Regions from separate parts of the Homo sapiens genome. Here region 2 is linked to region 1. The links are chromatin loops, found by intact Hi-C in ENCODE. Cell type or tissue: endothelial cell of umbilical vein. All regions are shown on one strand. Each heading gives the region's core, and the rest is flanking DNA. Links, peaks and the distances in the headings are about the cores only.

Region 1 (4,398 bases), core at 200-4,199:
TCCACTGTTATCACAGAACATATGAAAGAGCGCAAGTGGAGCTTAAAGGCAATAAATTGTTAACTAGCACACTGAGACTTGTCAACTATAAAGAGCCTGAGTTCCTGAACGACCACAAGGCCCCCACCAGTGGTCAGCAACCACCTGGAATGCTCACCTCTGAAATGTTTCATGAGAGAAAAATAAGCTTTTGTGTCCTTTGAGCCACATGGAGAGGGGAGGTTATTTGCAATAACAATTTGGTTTTATCCTAATTCAGTACTCTTTCATTTTAGAGTTTCTTGGTTTCCTGCCTTGTTTAGGAAGATCCTCTAGAGTTTACTTAAAAATACGCAGCAGGTGATTATCTGATTAGGAAAAAACTTGTCAAAAGAGAATATGGTCACTTTGGTTATGGTTAGTTAACAGCTACTTCCTAATACAGACAAGTAAGGAAGAAAATAAAAAGACAAATGAACATTGTATAAGTAAAATGCCATAAACAAACCACTCTAGCTCCTTTGAGTAGCTTCTGTGAATACTTTCCAAAATGCAGACTTAAAGCAGCTGCAGAGAGGATGTTAATGTAAAGTAATCATAACAATTAGGTCTCCTAGTATATCGAGTGTCTTGACCACTCTATACAAACATTTGTTAATTAAGCAAGAGGTGTGAGCAGCTGGAAACATGGAAGGTATAGTTCCGTACAAAATTCTACACTGTCTTATGCCAGAGAGAATTCCTCTCAGCATGTGGATTGCCCTGTCATGTGAAAAGTTAATTATAGCCTCTCCACATCATCTCCGTCGTCCTCCTTTCCTCTAGTATCATTTCCTTCTTTGTGAGAAGTCAGTGTGGGCCTTATAGATAAAGTCAGTCAACATTTACGGCTGTGCTGTGTATGCACATTATATTGCCTGGCACTGTGGGAAAACACAAAGGAAAAACAGGCCCTCATCCAGATAAATAAGCATTTATGGCCTATCAGGGAATCTGAACCAACACATGAGCAATACAGAATAGGCAGGCCAAAAGAACATATCACTAATGAAAGCACCACTTGTAACAAGTGCCCACCTGTAGTAGGAACAATGAAGAGATGCTGAATGAACACATTTTCATCTCCCCTTTCCTGTAAAATCAGCATATATGTATGTGTAAATACTGGCTAACTAATCAAGTCCACCAAAAGACAAGTCAGAATTTGGTGATTACCTGAAGGTGAGTGGAGATAAATATTTTTGATGCTGGTGCTTTTAGCATATAATGGATTTATTATATTTCAGACACTTGTTCTAAACAATAGCATAAAATCTACTGGCAAATATCATCTTTCTCACTATTGTTTTGTTTTGTTCTGGGGCTCTGTTCTGGAAATCAAGGCTTACATTTTAGGGTAATAAAAAACAAAATCACCTACCCTGCTCAACATTTAAATAACACCTTTGCGCCTTTCTACCTTCCTCCCTGTAGGAATTCCCTGCATCCCCGATCCCACCTGCCTAGTGAATTCCTGCTATTCTTCAGACTCAGTTCATACAAAACTCCTCTGTGGGGCCTTTTCTGAGTTCCTCTAGACAGAATTTATTCAGCTAGCATGAGTGTTATCATTGCATTTTGGAAACATTTACTGCATGCTTTTATCTCCTGCTGATCTGTGGCAAGGATTTTTGTCTTCAATATTTATATTACTACAGCATGGCATTTGTAGGTGGCCAATATAAGCTTATTAAATGAATACATTTTCACTTTTGCTATATAGTTTCCATAATCTAGTGTCAGAACTTCAAATTCTTAAAACATGTCACAAACAGACTAATAATATTCTAGTAAAATTGTGTGTTGGTTTGTATTTAGAGCAGTGTTAAAAGTCTTTCCACCGATTGTTCCACAGCCCATGGCAGCGTTGAGTTGTGTCCTGGAAGTACACTGCCCTCTGCTGGCGTACTTTTCAACAAGCACATCAGTGCAAGGCAGGCCTTTGTTTAGATGGTGGTTCTAATCCCCCCACCATGCTGGGCAGCAGCTAACCACATGGCCATAGCTATTTATAGAAGGACAGTAGTGTAGAATATTAATTTTCATTTTATAGTCTGTGAAACATAGGCAGGGTACCAAATAGGAAATAAAGGCTGGTAAATGTCTTTATGTGTATTTTATATGGAGCCCTGAGTTGCTTAGAAAATTCGTATCATTTTTATTGTTTCATAATTTGAAATGGCTTTATACCAGTCTTGCTAAGACCACATAATTGTATCAAAGAAATATAAGACATTAGCACAACAGATCAATACACACACACACACACGGTGTGTTTCTAATTTTGTAAATACATGTTCTATATGCACATATCTGAAGGAGGAAAGGTTAGGAATAATGTCTCAGGATGCTAGTAAATGACAAGATTTTTAGCTGCTTTTAATTTAATTTTTGTTATCTTCTGTATTTTCTAATTTTTCTGAAATAATCATGAACTACTTGGAAATTAAAAAAAATGAAGAGAGAAAAGTTTATAGATAACGTTGCCAGGGGAAACAGTAATAGATAAGGCCTAAAGGCAAAATTAAAACTATCCTGCTTAGTGCAAGTAAAAGAAGTACCTTCTGATGCTTAACATCACTAAGAAAAATAAATCTATAGTTGTCGATTACAGGAAGAAATGTGCTTGTCCTCTCAGGGAGCCACTGTTTAGCCAGCCCCTCCAAGACAGGTCCTGTGAGGCTTGGTTCAGCCCCATTTACCTAGAAATTAATCATTAAGCCAGGCTGTTCTTCGTTAAGAAGCCAATGAAGTCGGTCTGCCATAGTCCCAGAAATACGGCTTGTGAAAGACTGCTTGAGTTACTCCAAAAAGAAACCAAATCATAGGCACTTAGAATACCCTGAGAAAGCTCAAGAAAGGGGGGAAATGGCATGAACACTTGGCAAAGAAAGCTCAGCAATTTTCTTTTTAATTATTGAGATAAGAGAGTGAGTTTGGTTTCATTTAGCTGTTCAAATAGAAATCTATTTAAATATTTAAACAGAAAAGCCTCCTGATCTACCATCCTGCCCTCCTGTAACAGCTATGGCCTCTCCACAGAGATGAATTTTATAGTGGATTTGGTTTGGGAAACTTCTGTTTTATGGGTTAGAAATTGATTTCAAGAGCATTCAGCAGAGTAAAATACACACAATTGTGTATTTGCTTTGGGGGTAAGTCCACACTCCCTTGCAGTACAAACTAAATCTCCTGCTGGTAAACACTAGGATGTTTGGCGTTTGAATTGCTTCTCTTTTAGAGATGTGGTCCTGATAATCTCTTTCACAAACTATTAAGGGCCCAAACCCTCCACGAATGCCTGGCCCTTACTTCCTGGGCATCATCCTGTGCTGTGTTTCTTCATTCTATTTGGACAAATAAAATTCAACAACATCAAAGCAACAAATATTTGTTATATGCCTACTTGTTGTGCCCAGTGAAAATTTACTCTCCCAGGTGGCTCCTGATAATCAGACAAATCTTGCTGCTTTCTTCCATAACCAAGCCCATTCCAGAATTTAAAGGTTTCTTTAAATTATGCACCCTTCAAGAAGCAATTCCACAAGATGGGGAAAGGCAGCCTGTCACAGCATTTAACCCATCAGACATTTTATGCTTCCAGTGTTTTACTCTGCCTAGAATGTCCAGACCATTTTTTCTTCCAGCAAAATCTTTTAACCTTAAAGGTCTAGCTTGATTCTCAACACTTCAGCCTCCCCTGAAGCACTACCTCCCTGAAGATGTAAGTTTCCCTTCCCTGATCATCGTTTCCAATTTCCTTGTTCCTACTTCAGGCAGAGCTCTAACACTGTATTACAATTTTCTGTTTACCATGTCTGCTTTTCCTCTTTAAACTATGAGTTCCCAAGGAAACAGACTGTCTCACAAAATAATATTCCCAGTACCTACTGTTCGATAAATAAATACTGAGTGAATGAATGAATGTAACAACCCCTAGAGAATCCAATTTGTCTGTATACTTTTATATGTACAATAAAAAGATTAACAGATCCAAAAAGACAGCGTGAGAGCTTTATCTCAACTCTTCACAATATGTGATAAAATAGAATTGAACAAGTACTGTTTTAATTAATACCTAACAGAATGGCATTTATTAATATTTCTGTAGAGAGTAGTGTGAAAGCAGCAATTTTCACTTTGAGATTTCTCATGGGGAAAAAAAAATCAGCTTTTCAAGAAGAAAAGTAGATTTTCCTAGCAGCTCAAACTTCCTTTCACCAAATTCTGTTAAATCGAAACAGCTAGCCAAAAGCTGTTGCACATTTTGTCACCCCAAAGAATGTGATTTTTTTTTCTTGCTATGTTGGTGTGAGCTTTCCCACATTGCTTTATTTGACTGTGTGTGTGCCATTGGTGGCTGAGAAAAGAAAATCTCAG
Region 2 (4,398 bases), core at 140-4,139, 610 kb before region 1:
CCGGTCCCCCAGTATCACCATCCTAAAGGCACTTCCACTTCCTCTATCATCAGGGAAGGAGTGTGCAGTTCTGATTTAGCTCCTCAGTGGAGTAAAGGGAATTTAGAGGAAGGGGGATTTCTGCAGAAATTGTCAGTTACACAAGTAAGTTCCTCTTGGTTCCCCGTTTCATCAAAAGTGAAAAACTGTTCACAGGAGTGCCCATGTCCCCTGTTTCCCTATGCATCACTAGAGCCAAGAGGGGACTCCGCCAGCAAGGCACCCTCTGCTCTGTCCCGCAGATCACAGTCCCCGACTTTCACCCCATTGTTTGTGCAATGTGCAGAACTGGAGCCCAAAGCAGCGGGCTCAGGATCACTCTCCAGGCCCGGCGGGCCCATAGACTCCTTCCTTGGCTGGGAAGAGGGGCTTTCGTGAAAGCAGAGCTTGACAAGCCCCAGTACTGTCATGGTCAAGATCACCAACACTACTACTGCTGTGCTCACAAATATGAAGACCACGGCAGAGGAGGAGTCGAAAGCCTGAGGAGTGGCAGAGGAAGTCGTAGAATTAAACTTGGAAATCACGCTCCCTGATGGGGTGATAGTGGCCTTTGACTCGGCTTGAAGGGACATTTGAAGGGTAGACATCGTGCTCTGTGATCCCCATCGAGGAATCTCAGGAATAGATGTTACTGAATTGTCTTGTTCAGGGACAAGTGGTGTCTCTCCCAGCTTCTCGTCGACCCTGATTGGCCATGTTCTCTGCGGCACGGGGCTGGTTGCAGTGGCCGGCGGGCGCCTGGTGGGCACCCCGGTCCCCCCAAGGGTCGGCTGTCCTTCCCCACTGGTCACACAAGAGCGGCCGTCCTTCCCCAGCTCGAAGCCCGTAGCACATTCGCAGGCAAAGCCTCCCAAGTCGTCTAGGCAGTTAGGGAGCTCTGCGCATTTGCCAGCACGGAGGTACCTCCCGGGGCAGGGACACAACACATCGCCCGAGAGTTTGTCCCAGCGAGCGCCGATTTCGTCCGCGATGCAAGTAACTGAGATCGGGAGCTGTCCCCGGCAGAGCGCACTCACCTCGGTCCCAGGTGGACTGAAGTCCAGAGCGGCGCTGTGCAGCTGGAAGGGCGCGCGATAGCTCAAGTTAGAGGCGGCCCCGGGGCGCGGCGCAGGACACAAGACCTCAAACTGGTACTTGCACAGGTAGCCGTTGGCGCGCAGGTGGCATCGCATCTCCTTCCAGCCTGCGGGCTCGACCCCACCGGTGGCCTGGAGTACCGCGCATCTCCGCGCGGTGCAGGAGCGTTGGGGCTCCTCCACCCACTGCAGCGTGTCGCTTTCGAGACCGCCGGGGTCGGAGGACAGCCAGGAGAAACCCCGCAAAGGCTCGTTCTCCAGGGTGCAGTGGGAACGCCTGCGCTCCAGTGCGACCCAGAACAGCAGGTCTTTGGAGCCCCCTCCGGGCCCTGGGCCTGCCCGCAGGAGCGCGAGCACAGCGCGCAGCTCGGCGCCCGCACGCACGGTGCTGAGCGCCCCACCTCGCAGGATGCAGGCCTCCTCGGCCGCCTGCCGCTTCATGGTAGCGTGGTGCAGGCTGTAGCAGGCCCCCGAGGCCGAGCAGCCAGCACGGTCGGCAGTGGGGTGTTCGCCGCCGCCCGGCCCGGGCCAGAGCGCCTGCCAGAGGAGGCACAGGGCGAACGCCGGCCTCATTCTCTGAGGCCCCGCACGCAGAGCTGCTCCCAACTTGGATCTGTCCCGCTCGAGGACGCAGAGCTGTGTCTGGAGCGCGGTCACCGCCCTCTACAGCTGGCTTCCCCAACCCGGTTCCCCCTCCCTTCCCCTCCGCCCTCGCTCCCGACGGACCCCCCAACTGCCAAGAATCCCCCCGCGGGCCCAGCGGCCAACAGTTTCCCTTAGGCCGCGACAGGAAATGTGTGCGGAGCGCTGCCAGGCCCGGTGCAGCCCTGAGTTATTCTGGGGTCAGGAACACAGCTGGCGCCGGGTACAGGGGACGCAGTCGACTAGAAGGTCAAACACCCTGCTTAGAGCAAGAGGAGAAATTCGCCACTGGGATGAAGTGTGTGGTTTTTCTCCGTTCAGGGAGTTTCATCAGGACCGCAGAACCCATAACACGTAAGCGAACATAGGCAGGAAGGACTTGAGAAAGGAACTGGCTTATGATTATAAGACCACGCCCGTCTATTGTGTTTCTGTCCGGAGCTGTGGAGTTAGCGTCAGAATAATTCGTAGACGGCTCCAGTGTTTGGGGGGCCTGTGCCTGTGGGGGAAAAATATGTTGTGAAACAACTTAGCAACTGCTTTTGCCACCAGAGGCAGCACTATTTAACCGCATATCTCTCTATGGGTCTTTGCTTCTCTATTATGTCAAGAGATTTCAGGAGTCCTAACTACTAAAGAATTTGGAGTTGTTTGGGTATTTTAAATGGGAAATTCTGCTTCTTCCATCAGCACTTGCTTTAGAAATTTATTTTTCACTTCCACGTGTTTCTCTTTGAGTTAGACCATATTGATTCATTACAGAAAGGAAATGTATTTCTAGGACTAAATGAAAAATAATGACCATAGATCTTAACAGTTAGGTTGTTAGCTTTCCTTGCCACTGTATTGGTTCAAAAATTCTTCAAGTTTATAGGTTATACATAAATGAGTTCGTGGCCTTATAAATATTCGAGAACAACTGCCCTATGTGTGATTTTAGCCTTGAACTATTTTAGTATCATTTTCTCCTATGATTGAGTGGCAGCATTTATAATAGTAAGTTGTAAACATCTCCTTTAAGGAAAATTAGAGTTCCTTAAGAAATTAAAATGTTTATTCCATTATAATGAATATTGTATACTGTCAAAAAATATCTTGTAATTTGAAAGATGGGTGAGCCAATTTCTTTAGAATTCCAGTGGGTGTTTTGTTTTAATATAAACATTTCAACTCAGTGGGAAGTGGCAAGGAATTAAAGATGAATAAAGAAGTAAAGGTTAAAAACTGTACTGTTATGAAAGGATTTCTTGTTAGCAACTTAGACAATTCAGTATCAGTTTAGAAAACGTACATTCTATCTTGGTTCATAATGGCCAAATACGTTGCCATCAGAAATACATAGAGAGTTTCAGCTAAGCCCTCTTAGAGATGTCTGATGCTTTTAAATATCTTTAATCAGAATGAAAGTTGCCATTCCATGGATAATGCATATAAGCTCACTTTGTTTTACTGCATTCAGGTTGATGAGGGGTGGGAGGGAAGGTTTCAGGATCACATCTGTATGCTTCCATCTTATTTTTACCATAACTCTCATTCTTCTTTCCTCCTGGAAATTCCATGTATCTTAACAAACAACAGTAAGCCTATGAGTCATCATCATACTTACCTTGCTTTTGCTGAGTATGGAGCTTTGCACTAGGATTTCTCTCCTGCCCTATTTCCCAATTTAAAGAACATTCCTTAGTCCTTCCTTCAGATGTCTGAGAATCACCTTAAACGTGGCTTTGCGTTTAAATTAGGTAACTTAGTGTCTTATAAGAAAGAAACATGAAAATCCAGAAATCAAATTGAATGGTTTTTAAAAAATACTTAGTCACTTGGGCCAGCTCTCTATAGACCATTGCAATCTTATGACTGTGTTTGTAAATGTGTCCATGTAGTGCAATATTTTTAATAAAATCTTTTTCAAACTTAAGTAGTCAATGGAAATTTCTTAGATAGCTTTAAAAATCGTTTGGGATGAGATGAGGTGTCTACAGTAAGAAAGAATGAATAGCTGGAAAGCTTAAGTAAATACATGATCTCACTCCCTGACATTCTGTCTAGGGGAGTGGGATTATAGCAGAGAACACATTGGCCATAACGACTATATGAGAGTACTGACCATGACCATGACCATATCATGGAATGACACAAGAGTTAGAAAAAATTAGCTCAAAGTAGGACGTAAATAGTTTTGTAATTAGTTTGAAATAGACAGTTTATCTGACCAAATTAGAAATGGAGGAAAGTTTCTATTTTTTAATAATATTTATTAAGATAATAATATAGAACCATTTTACCCCCACTGGATTCCAAATGCCTAAAAATCTTATAATACCAAATGTGAATCTATTGGCTCTTTTACATGTTACAGATTAGAGCAACCACTTTGGAAAAATTTGACACTTTTTTTCACTAAAATTGAATATTTGCAAACTCTAGCACTTCCATGATAAGGTATAAAACTAAGAGAAATTTTTGCACATGTACAACAGAAGATATGTAAAAAATGTTTATAGTGACACTATTCATATTAACAAAACGTTGAATCAATCAAAATATCCAAAAACAGTATAAAAATAAACTGTAGTATATTCACTAATTTAATATTATATAGGAGTAAAAATTAGTACAATATAGTGGCAAGTAACAATAT

The links. A loop is a pair of places that touch in the nucleus more often than their neighbours do. Peaks named below come from ENCODE experiments on the same cell type or tissue, not always from the same donor. Only the 100,000 strongest peaks of a DNase experiment are listed, where the experiment ranks them.
Region 2: it touches region 1 in a loop (13-fold over the local background); 3 of 110 quality-filtered maps call a loop at or near these places.

What each region holds. Positions count from the first base shown.
Region 1 is chr14:38,865,833-38,870,230 of GRCh38, forward strand. All of the region lies in intron 2 of LINC00639 (long intergenic non-protein coding RNA 639), which reads right to left. Among named protein-coding and RNA genes, the nearest start is that of LINC00639, 49 kb to the right of the region's middle. In endothelial cell of umbilical vein, for the core only: a CTCF peak has its summit at 1,926 (motif pointing left); DNase peaks (open chromatin) are centred at 849, 1,909 and 3,699.
Region 2 is chr14:38,254,332-38,258,729 of GRCh38, forward strand. CLEC14A (C-type lectin domain containing 14A) reads right to left here and starts at 1,762. Exons shown (of 1, transcript NM_175060.3): 1 at 1-1,762. The coding sequence starts at 1,691. The coding sequence ends at 219. It overlaps LOC112268136 (a long non-coding RNA gene), which reads left to right and starts at 1,714. Exons shown (of 5, transcript NR_169588.1): 1 at 1,714-2,114. RefSeq lists an enhancer at 944-1,571. In endothelial cell of umbilical vein, for the core only: a CTCF peak has its summit at 2,308 (motif pointing right); DNase peaks (open chromatin) are centred at 430, 1,050, 2,090 and 3,340; H3K4me3 peaks cover 2,515 bases; H3K27ac peaks cover 3,874 bases.